2 separate regions of the Homo sapiens genome follow, and region 1 is linked to region 2. Evidence: read pairs that join two places in POLR2A ChIA-PET (ENCODE). Cell type or tissue: Caco-2. All regions are shown on one strand. Links, peaks and the distances in the headings refer to the core of each region. The heading gives the core; the rest is flanking DNA.

Evidence for each region. ChIA-PET counts read pairs that join two places held together with the same protein. Peaks named below come from ENCODE experiments on the same cell type or tissue, not always from the same donor. Only the 100,000 strongest peaks of a DNase experiment are listed, where the experiment ranks them.
Region 1: POLR2A ChIA-PET joins it to region 2 with 7 read pairs; 2 of 35 experiments call an interaction of 5 or more read pairs at or near these places.

Annotation. Positions count from the first base shown.
Region 1 is chr2:149,373,414-149,379,515 of GRCh38, reverse strand. All of the region lies in intron 1 of LYPD6 (LY6/PLAUR domain containing 6), which reads right to left. Among named protein-coding and RNA genes, the nearest start is that of LYPD6, 46 kb to the right of the region's middle. In Caco-2, for the core only: no CTCF peak of the experiment used is centred there; no DNase peak of the experiment used is centred there.
Region 2 is chr2:149,464,150-149,470,251 of GRCh38, reverse strand. LYPD6 (LY6/PLAUR domain containing 6) reads right to left here. Exons shown (of 5, transcript NM_194317.5): 4 at 1,477-1,607. Among named protein-coding and RNA genes, the nearest start is that of MMADHC-DT, 120 kb to the left of the region's middle. In Caco-2, for the core only: no CTCF peak of the experiment used is centred there; DNase peaks (open chromatin) are centred at 3,401 and 4,111.

The DNA.
Region 1 (6,102 bases), core at 299-5,298, 90 kb after region 2:
GAACTAACCCAGAATTTTTTCCAAATATCAATTGTAAAATGAAGGTCTATTCTATTCCAGGAATTGAGCATCCTTTGGTAAACTTTTAAAATTTTTTTCTTAAAATTTAAGCGTAAACATTTAAGGTAAGTGGTTTGTAAACCTCAGGCTTCCAAAGGTTTAGCAGTTATGTCCATAAAGACCTGAGGCAGGTGTTGATGCACAGATCCTAGTGGTTTCTGAGCCATCTCTGCTTCAACTACCTTCCTCTTGGACTCAAGTCTTCCAGTTCTCCTAACTCCCAATTTAAAGCTGCTCATCTGATACCAAAACCAGCTGCAGCATAAATGCTGTTTTTTTCTAGCCTCTAGTTGAGGGGGCTCCCATACCACAGATGCACAGCCCTCCTGCCTGCTTGAACCAACACAAACTTTGGTTTATATAGTGCTGAAGAATTATTCAGAGGGCAGGTTTCAGTCAATTCGGTGAATTCATAACTTCTTCAAATAGCCTGAGATGATCAGAAAAAAATGTTTGCTAATTCTTGGCATCCTCAAATATAATCTCTCTGTTAAATGTCAGTTACTTTGACATTTGACAACCAGTACTTTTTGTGATCTATATTCCGGTCAAGGACCTTGGCTAAACACTGTATAGAAAACAAGGATATAGGCACAAGTTTCCAGGATGGGGCAGTAAGGAGTACATTGCAAGATCATGCCCCAGAAGTGGAGGAAAAAGAGTATTTGAGAGATACTGACCCTGTGGGTTTCATGAGAGAAGTTTTCATGTGGCAATTGTAGGGTGAGCTGAAGGGCTATGTCATAGGAGGGGAAGACACAAGGTGGCTGGCTCATTAAATACAGGGCAAATTGCTGAATGCAAGACTCCCCTTTCATCTTCTGCAAACTCTCATTTAAACGATCTGTACAAACGAAAATAATCACTCATCAAAAACATGAACCACATAGCACCTTACAGATAAGAGACATCCAAAAATATTTGTTAATAAATTAATGAGTATTAGAATAAGTTAAAATATTGCTACTAAACTGACTACTTAAAAACAGGAGAATTAACATGAAATGATGGGACAAGTCCTCTTAAAAAGTTTAATCGGGCCAAGCCCAATGTCTCATGCCTGTAATCCTAGCACTTTGGGAGGCCAGGGCAGGTGGACAGCTTGAGCCAAGGAGTTCGAAACCAGCCTGGGCAACATGGCGAAATTCTGTCTCTATAAAAAATACAAAAATTAGCTGGGCGTGGTGGCAGGCACCTGTAATCCTAGCTACTCAGGAGGCTGAGGTGGGAGGATCACCTAAGCCAGGGAAGGTTGAGGCTGCAAGGAGCTGTGATTGTGCTACTACATTCCAGCCTGGGTGACAGAGTGAAACCCTGTCTCAAAATATATATATTATTAATCATAGATACTCCCTTGATTATTACTATGAGTTACACATAGCTAGGAAAGTCTTTTGAAGAATAGGTAAAACAGCATCTCCAGCTTTAGGGGGTGCATAGAAAAAGGAAGAGACAATATATAGATAGGAACTATGTCTCATTACTGGATCCCCAGGGCCTGACCTCATGCCAGGCACATTGGAGATGGTATATTTGCGATGAATACACATGAGGCCTGCAGGAGGCTCCAGGGCAAGAGTAATGATAAAGCCAGCAAACACAGATACAGACACTGGAAGGATCAGAGGTGCCCTAACAGTTTCCCTTGCTTTTTTGGGGGGGTGGGGGGGGGGGTGGGGACAAAGTCTCGCTCTGTCGTCCAGGCTGGAGTGCAGTGGTGTGATCTCAGCTCACTGCAACCTCCGCCTCCCAGAATCAAGCAATTCTCCTGTCTCAGCCTCCCGAGTAGCTGGAACTATAGGTGTGTGCCACCACACCGGGCTAACTTTTGTATTTGTAGTAGAGGCGGGGTTTCACCGTGTTGCCCAGGCTGGTCTCAAACTCCTGACCTCAGGTGATTCACCCACCTTGGCCTCCCAAATACTGGGATTACAGGTATGAGCCACCGCACCCAGCCACTTTGCTTTTTTATGCTCACATTATTACCGGGCCTGTGAGAGCCACTGTTCCTTCAAGGTTAGAGCCTACATCTGGGAGAAGTGCTCCTGCCTCTCGCAGCATCCCTTTAAGTCTGATAAAGCAGCTCCTGTGTGCGGTGCCCACTTCAACCTGGGACTTGCTTGGCAGTTGTGTTTTTTTTTTTCCAGTGATTAAGCCAAGCAGGCAGATTCCTGCATAGTCTCCTTGCAACAGAACCTGCCAGCAGACCTGACAGACAACATCACTCCGCATGTTTCCAAGAAAAAAAAAAAAGGAAAAAAGAAAGAAAAGAGTCATCTACTTCACCACAAAAAACCACTTGCCTATTCAAAGTCATTTGTTGTTAGACAAAGTTCTAAACCAGGGGTCATCAGTTTTCTTAGCAGCAATAGTCCAGACCCTGGTTAAGACAGTGGAGCCCTATAGTGAGATGGCTCATATATGTATAACCATATACAGCAGAAGTCTGATTTTATGCTATCTCCTGATCCCAGTGACAAAGGAGATGCAAAGGTTTGGTGACTGCACTGTAGACAGTTTATATAAAACCAGGAGAAAAGAACATGGGAGCTTTGGATTGCTCCATATTTAATTAAATGAATTTAGTCAGTACTGCACCTACAAAATGCCAGATTCCAAATTAGGGAACAGTAGCAATGGTTACATGTGAGCTTTACCAGCAGTTCTGAGGATTTCAAATCTTTCTACACTTTATAAGCTTTACATGCGTCCCTGGATTAAGTTGCTTATCCCAGATAAGAAATTGTATATAAAGACAGTGAAACAGTGGGTAAGACACAATGAGTACCCAGTAATATATTTTTATTAGATCTTCTACACATGTATGGCATCTAATGATAATGAATTTTATATTAAATTGCAATATTATTAATTGCATTTAATTCTCACAACAACCCTATGAAGTAGTTATTATTAGTAGTATTTTACAGATGGGAGATTAGGAGATTAGGTTTATCTGACCTTGTTCTTTATCCCCTCCTCTAGAACATCCAAGCAGTGGTTTTTCCAAACTAGGAAGACCCCCCTACTGAGCAGAGTTAAGAAGGCAATGGAAAAAAAAAATGTTCTGGGCTCAGAATGGCGTGGGTGAGGGACTTCTAATTCCATTTATTTTAATAGTATTCAGATGAAATGCAGGGCATACAAATAGATATGCACAGTGCAAGTTAACCACCAGAAAGCTCTTCAATCTTGCCAAGTTAGACAGAGCTGTTTCTTTTGTACCAGTTTTAGACCGCAAATCTGGAGAATTTATCTGTAGGGCTGTTTTCCCAAGGCCTCCAAAACAGACCCAGGGCAAACCACACATCCCGGGCTGACACTGCTCAACTTCAGCTTCTGTTGTTTCAGCTCTGAGGCGGTTTCCATGCCAGCATGCAGCCCTTTTGTGTTTTTGCAGCTTCATCCCAGGCCACATTTGTTTAGGTGCGTTCACTATCTCCAGTTCAGCTGCCTTCTCTCAGGCTAAAATAACACTTGGCTTATGCACTAAGAAAACGCTGCTATTGTAATTTTGCAGTGGTAGCATTTTTGGAATCAGATTCGCAATTCTGTATGCTTTGCATATTGATGGCATTGTTCTCGTTAGTCACATCCTGTCTAACTCTCTCAGTATCCCAGTCCTCAGCTTCCCATCATCCCAGACGTACTCTTGTTGGAATTCCCCCTTCCACCTGTCAAACCCAGTTCCTTGCCTCCCTGCAATCACAGCAATAATAAAAAATAACAAACAGCAATAATAACAACACTGTCTCTTTATAGCACTTGGGAATTTCAAATGTCATGGTAACAGTTATAGCAATGGGCCCACAAAAAAGCATGGTAGAATAAACAGAGAAACAAGAATATACAAAGAGAAAATGTTGGGAGAACCCCAAACATTTTTCTGATTCTCTTTAGGAAAGGTATTTTCTAAATCTATTTTTAGACCACTGGGATTTCAGGGTCAAAGAACACATAAGAACTTGCTGAGCTTTATTTTCGTCATGCCAATACAGAGGGCAGGACCACATCAGTGCCCATTCAATAAACAGTAGGCATGATTATCATCATCATCATTCCTTCAGAGGAAAAGAAACCTCTCACTCAAGTGTTCCCCACTCACACCCCACCTACCTCCCACAGTCCATGACTTCATCTCGCCAAGACCCATTACAATTAGTTTGATACCAACTGTATATCAAAAATCACAGTGCCACCCACGGGCACTTACTTATTGGGTTCATTTACGCTGATGAAAAATACTCAAGAAATCAAGGTAAATCCTGGTTTGTCTACCTTCAGAATAAATCTACTCATACCTTCACCTCCATCTAAGAAAAATTTACGAAGGCACTGTGATTCTAACCCTTAACAAACCCTGAGGTCTGTGAAACAGCTCTTCTGATGAATCATGGACAACCCCCAAGTCTCTCTAGATCCTTGAAGACTGAAGATCACCTGGACCAAACTGAACATCCCATCTCCTCTGAAACCCTGACTTCCTGCCAGAACCAAACAAGCTCCACAAATAGTGGGAGTGAAGTTGTTTCCTTCACTGCTTTCTTTCCTGGTCATCCCAGCACATTTCCTTGCATGCAAAACAAAACAAAACCACTATTTTTCCTCATAATTGTATTATAATATCATATTGCATAAATATGACTATGCTGTAAAATCAAATTTCATCCTGAAAATATTAACCATGTATAGTAAAAGCCTAACATGTGCTACCTTCCTGTGAAGCAGGATGTTAACCCTCCCTGTTGACACCAGCAGAGGGAAACTTACTATAGACTGGACTTTCCGATTCTCAGGAGAACCTCCTAAATGCAAGAATAAGGAGAAAATTAATATAGATCATTTCTCTTAAGAGCCTAAGACTCAGCAAACAAGAGAAGGGAGATTGTCAGGGACAGACTTCCCTTCAGTGTAACTTTATTCAACACAATATCACTCGGGCACCTACTACTTGCTGGGCTCTATCTAGATAATACTCAAATTGTTGCCTTCATTCCCAATATCATGGAGCACCAGGATCCAGGGCTAGATGTCACTGTGTCACAGGAAGTAGGAAAGTCACACATCTACTCTACTTTTCAACCTCGACTAAACATTGAGTTGACATCAAATACAAAGCCATAAGATGCATCGTATTCACAAAACACTTCCTAAACTCCAGACCTGAACATAATTGAGACTTTTTTCCTTTGTTTTTCTTTTTTCTCAGTCTATGTATTTTAGTCAACAAAACCATATGCTTGACTTCTGAAATAAAGTGATGTGAGCCTTCCCTGCCCTGGTTTCTTTCCATTATTGAGATTTCCATAAGTTTAAGAAAAGATGCTGGCCATTTAGCCTCCAAGGATACTTAGCCTCAGGATCAGCTAGACAAAATCTAAATTTCCCAAGAAGTTCCCTCAATACTTTGCCCTTTAAAGCAATATGAATCAATTATCATGCAGTTCATTCCTGCATGGGGGCAGGAATGGACCATAAAATGACCTCTTTAAAAATCCAACTGAGTAAATATAAAGCCACAAAAATAGTTTCCCACAGCAACTTTCTATCTTCAATGTCTTTCACTAAAATAGCTAAAGAAACTAGATTCCAATTAATCTCTTTACATTACATAATAGAATTAAGCTTATACAATTAAATGTTACATGAAGGATTGATATTTTGAATACATGACTAAAGCAACAAATAACCTGCAAGAAAAACACATACAGCTTTGTTTCACTACCGTGTGGCTTCTACCAGCACACCTCCAAATAAGCCAATCTTGCTGAGATGACCAATGGCCTCCATGCTATGAAATCCAAGTGAGGATTTCAGTCCTCCACTTACTTGACTCCTCAACAACACTCACCACAGTTCACCACTCTCCACTTCTTGTAATATTCTTCCCTTGGACACGAGGACAGCTCGGTCTCCTTGCTGTCCTTGTACTCCCCTTTCATCCCTTTTCAGCCTCCTATTCTGACTCCTCCCCTACCTGACCTCTAAATGTGGCAATTTCTCAGGACACAGTCCTGGAACCCCTTTCCTTCCTACTCTATG
Region 2 (6,102 bases), core at 790-5,789:
AACTTGAGTACTGACTTTCACAGAACTGTTTGCATAAGTGTCTCCATTCTCATTGGGTGAGTTAATGTTTGAAGGGTTTTCATTCATGCAGTTACTCCTGCTTTACACCACCTTACTCGTGGATCATTAGAAAGAAATAAACCCACAGAGTTAGTGACAAAAACTTTCTTGGGGCATGGCTACACAAAGTACAGACCAGCAGCTCCAACATCAGCTGGGAGTTTGTTACAAGTGCAGAATCTCAAACCTTGCCCCAGACAAAGAATTAGGACTACATTTTAACAAGATTCCCAGGTGATTCCTAGTCATAGGATGGTTATTAATAACATTCTATACAGTCATTTTCCTGCAGGGATTTGAGTCTTTAGTCACAGTGACACGTGCCAGGAAGTCAGTATAATGTTGCGGAGGTAGACTCCAAACCAGAGGTGAGTTGGAATTCTGTGCCTGTCACTTACCAGCTGTGTGACCGAGCATATGACCCAATTTCTCTAATCCTTAACTTTCTCCTTGGTAAAGAGGCCACAGTAACTCCTCAGAATCAAGTCCAATTTGCTGGAGAGGTCAGGGAAAGCCTTTGGTTTTACTCATTTTGAACCAGGAGCAGAATAGGCAGATTATATTTAAAATTTTAATTATTAGTGTATTCAAGAGGTTGCTTGAAAATTAGGTGTCTGCCTTCTTAAGAAACAGTGCTGTTCCCAGGTATTGAGAATGGACATTGCCCAAACCACCAGGAAGGCCACCTGCAGAAGTGTTCAGCTGCTAAATAAAGGCCAAAGTATGCTATGTTAAGGTCACACGTATAGACAGCATATAGACATGTATAGACACACGTATAGAGGGCAAGGCTGCCTTTCTGTGATTGTCCATATGCCCCTTCAAGGCTGCCTCCCAAGCTCATTTTACACTGAGTGCTTCTGTACATAGGCACCATGTGTTTCCGTATACAGGCTTCTACAGGTACCAGGTGAAGCTTAAGCGAACACACAAGATGGGTCTCCATCACCTATCAAATGACTCAAGAGCCAATGGAGACCCTCCCCAAACTAACATCCCAGTCACAACATGAGCCCTACTTTACAGAAAGTTATCAAAGCTGAATTGCGTCGGTCCTCCTGTGATGAATGAACTGGGTACATCTGCAAAGCTTCACTGTGATGGACATAACTGGTCTCTTGCTCCTCTTTTTTCTGGTAGCTTTATTACTTTCCTCTGAGTGAAGAAAGTTATTACAATAACACTGAACACCCTCTTCATGTGTGTTTACACAATTTATATCAGTTGTCCTATGCTCTGGTATAAATGTGTATTCTTTTAGAGTAAACAGGAAAGGAAGCGTCTTTTCATAGAGCATAAAGACAATCAAAAGACAGCCTTCACGGGGGAGTAAGAATCTGCTCATGAGTACTGGCAGATGTCTGAAGAGAAGGCAGCTGGCTATGTAGTACTGGTCACTTGCTCTGTTGCCCAGACCTTGTGGCCTTCATGCTCGGAGTCTCTGCAGCCAGTGGATAAGCACTCTTCCAGTGGGACACAGCGTTTGGTGACTGAGATACTGTTTCCTGTGACTTCCATTGTGTGCTGAGTGTAGCAGTATCTGGTCTCTGTCAACAGAGAAAATATATTTGAGATGGGAAATGTTGACCAAACCTGCCTAAAAGGAAAATAACAGGAGTGTCAGCATTATCATTCCAGAAAAGAGCTAATAGCACATAAGATGTGCACTGCTTTGAGTTTATGTCCAACCCCAAAGACCTCTTTGGAGAGCTCCACTTTGCCATGGTAGGAGGACAACCTTCAAAGAATATTGATTTCTCTGCCCAGCATTATTCCCATAAACCAAGACACAATGGTTTCTCCTTGCCTTTCAACAAATTTTGCCACTGGACTGATTTTTATTTTTAGGGGATGAGTGGTTTTGCGGGGATGATTTAAGAGGTATAAGTCATAGCAATTTTAAGGAAGATGAAAGGACAAAGAGGTTCAAAGAACTCAGGGTTAAAATGAGTTAGGCAGGTAACAGTAGTCCTCAAGGAGATAAAACACTACAGCAGTGGCTGGTGTGTGTGTGTGTGTGTGTGTGTGTGTGTGTGTGTGTGTGTGTGTGTGTGTGTGTTGGGGGGAAGCAGCTATTCACAAGAGCAGAACAATTTAAAACTTTGTGCCAATGAGCATAGCTGGGTCCAGGGTGCATTACAGACGAAGACTGAAACAATAATGAACATTTTTCCAAAATTGAGGAGCTTCGTTTCTCCCTAGCATGATTTCAGTGTCTTCCTAGGACAACAGATGAAGACCATGATGGGAGTTTCCAGAGGTCCCTCTATGTCTAATGAATCTGAAAGCTTGAGATCTCTTCCAAAATTCTTTGGGGGAACTTTTAATGTGTAATTTAAAAACTAAAGAAAAATGGCTTTGTCAATGTAATTCTTTATGGCCTCCAGGCAATGTTCAGCTCTCTAAGTCTGGGATTTAGGAGAATGTTCTTGCTCTACTTTCACATTAAAAAAGAAAATGAATAATTCTTAAGAAATGTCACCGAGCTGTTTTTCATCCACATCTTGGATCCAACTTTGCATGCTTTATACATTTCAGATATTTAGTGGCTAATATGGAATTATGACCTTCTATGAGATTATTTATTAGGCAATACAAATTCCTCCCCTCTCCCCCACCAGATTCTGTCATGATTTTGGCAGCTTTTAACTGAAGAACTAATGTCCAAAGAAGAAAGCGTAAGAAAATTTTAGGTCTTGAGAATGAGCTAATACAGACCCTTCAACACATCCTGGAAGTCATCAAAACTCAGGGGTTTTAACAGTCTTCCTAGAGACCCTCACCTGACAGGAATCCCAAATGGTCTCCAATTAAGTCGTACTAAGAGCTGCCACTTTCCCAGTGGTGATGCTATTGGCAGGTGTGCCTGGGCAGAGTCTGTGGCAACACCCTCCCCTAAATGCTGTCCCACACTGCATCCCGGCTGGAATTGTTAGTTGGATTGGGCTGAAGCTTGCTCCAAGGTTGCCCAGGGTCCTATGGAGCTCTTTGGGAGTAGGGTAAGGTCATCTGGGGAGCTCACAATAAGAATAGTTGAAAGTTTTCTACCTGGCAATAATTATCCCAAAGCCCTAAACTATCTTAACATTGGAGTGATTGCTTTTCTGTTGAAGAAGAGGCAGCAGCTCTCCTCTTTTTTAAGCCTTAACAGGTTTTGACAAATGGAGGCCAGTGGCCTGGGAGATTTACCACATCTTCTAAGAGGACTGGTTTACTTCTTTGGTATCAGACTCGATGGACGTTTATGGTCACAATAGGTTCATCTTTCCCACCCCCACCCCAACTTCAAATGTTCTAGAAAGCAATAAAATCAGGAATGTTCTTATCTCCTGTCTCCTCTTCATGCAGACAGCTAAGAGCAGCTGCCAGAGGTTTTACTGCTCCAAATGTAAATCCGAGCAGATAAGATCATAGGCTTATGGAATGAGTAAATCACTACATAGCTGCAGTTTTGGAAATCAGCCTTTTCCCCCAAGTAGTGAATTATCCTGTTTTAAGTAAGCCTTAAAATAACAATTGGTGAACTTGATATGACTACTTCTTTGTTCATACTTTTCTATCTTTAACAAAATATCTTATACATAATGGAGAGCGTATTCCATTGAATGACAGTAGACGCAACAACTGATAAAAATAATTTTTCAGGAACACATGCAAAACCTTAGTACCTAATAAGCTGATTTTTTGCCATTCTGGGGGTAGAAGGGAGATCAGTGCAGTAAGAATTTTTTCTTGTACTTCACCCAGTCCAATCCATGAAACAAAAATATATGGAGAACACTGCCATCACTTCCAGCAGTACAGACCTCAGTGCTGAAGCATCAATCCTTCAAAAGCATTTATTCCACTTCTTATCTTACAAAAACCCTAGGTGAGTTATGAAATGTTAATGTGGAAAAAGGTTCTGTGGTTTAAGAAGTTTTGAAAATGCTCAAATAAACTCGAACAGGTTTCTTCAGTGCACAACTTATGAGAACCTTCTATATGTGTTGTGATCTCATGATCTCCAAAGGTTTATCGGGGTGAGCAGGCAGAATTTCCCAAGTAGAACTAGGTGGGCCACATTTGGCTTATCACTGGACTGGAGTAGTGATAAAAACCTAGTTTCAGCCACAGAGCATTGTTCTCTATGCATTTTGAAAACTCCTTGGGTTAGTAATGAGGTAATATGAGAATCAAGCCTGCTGATAACTTCACACTAAAAGGATTTCAAAGGCTTTTATCTAAAAGATAAAAGATGAATTTGAATTTCCACCAGGTTAGTTTCTGTCTCTAAAATCTCATATTCTGCAACTACATGGTATTCCCAGAGGTTGTGAAACAAAAGTCTTTTACTATTAGATTAACAGGCATTCAACTAAAATCAGAAATGGGAAAGAGAACTTCATCAACAATTGGAAAATATAATTTTTATGAAATTCACACCCATGTGCACGCATGCACACAGAGTTCATAATCTCGTTCTGAAAGTTAAAAGTAACCCAAAGCTAAATTGCAAACTTTCATTTACCCACCAATATTGTTTTTAATAACAGAAACTATATTTAAACAAAACATACATAAGATGATTTGAATTGAGACATTACAAATGTCCAACTTTCTTATAAAAGGCTTTCTTGCCACTCAATTATTCTTCATGGTTCTGCTTGTTTTAGTTTCTTCACAAACATACAGGTTGATAAAAATGATGCTAGAGAATAATTTTCCAGGTGCAAGAAAATTAATGGGAGGAAAATACTTTAATAGTAATATTACGAATTATACTGAAAAATGAAAGGCCAGTCGCAGCTGCCTGCTCTCTCCCTGCCCCCATTCCTTACTGTTCACATAGCTCTTCACTTCTGCCACACTACTCCCCTGCAACAACTGTGCCCTACGCATCAAATTCCATGCCCTTTTCCCATGTCTGACCCTGTAGGATCTCTTTGTGACTCTGGGACTCTACTATGGATAATCTCATCTGTGGGACTCTCCATCCTAGACTTCAGAGTTCTGTCTTCCAGATGTTCTCCTAATCTCTGTTCTCTCCACTTTCAACACTTTCCCTAATATGAAAGTCGATATTCTCCCATGTTCTGTCCTTGAACCTCTTCTCACTCAAGTGGCCTCATCAAACTTCTCATGCCATGTGTTCAGTCTGAGTCTTTTTCCTGAACTGTAGAACCAAATTACCAACTATTTTCTGGACACTTCCAGCATTACCTCACACCTAATGTGTCTCAACCCAACGCATTATCTCCCTCCCCCTTGCATCTTTTTATCTTCACATGTGTCTATCTCAGGAAGGGACCTCCTGGGATATTGTACCTCCAGCTTCTCCAGTAACTTGAACTAGAAATCTGGAATCAGCTCAGACTTTTCTCCCTAATCTGGGAGTCTCCAAGTCTTCTGAAATGTCTCCATTATCCATCTGGTCTTTTCTATTCCATTTTCCATTTCCTCAATTCCGGACCTCATTGTTTCTTGTTTTGTCTCTGACATGCAACCCGCCACGCACAAAAGCATGAATGCCACCTAATTGTCAAGGAATCCTGACTGCTGAATTACTAGGCTTATTTGGCCTGCCTGAGTGGCTTGGGAATAGGCCATTGCTCTCTCTGCTCCCGAAGCTGTGTGTCAAGTGCATTGGAGTAACTGCGCTTCCCTGATAGAATCATCAGTTAATTTAATTTCTAACTCAGAGCTTGGCATCTGAAACTCAGCCCTCATTACTCACGGTTCTCCTTGATGGAGGCTCCAAACTGTCTCCTCATTGCCTCGTATATACCTTGAGACATAGTACCACAACTTTTGACCATGCACGATGAAAAATGTGCATCCTTAGCATGGTCTGCATATTTTTTCCTATCTTCTACTCCTGGACACCTGATATTCTTCAAGGCTCAATCCAAATGTGATAAATTCTGTGAAATCTTCCTGATCTTCCTCCCAACCAGGTCAATGCTAATCTTCTCTCTTCTCCATGTTGTCTTAGTCCTTCTTAACTTTCTCATTTGGGATATCTGGCTTTTCTTCTAGATCATGGTTCCTGATCAAAACAAT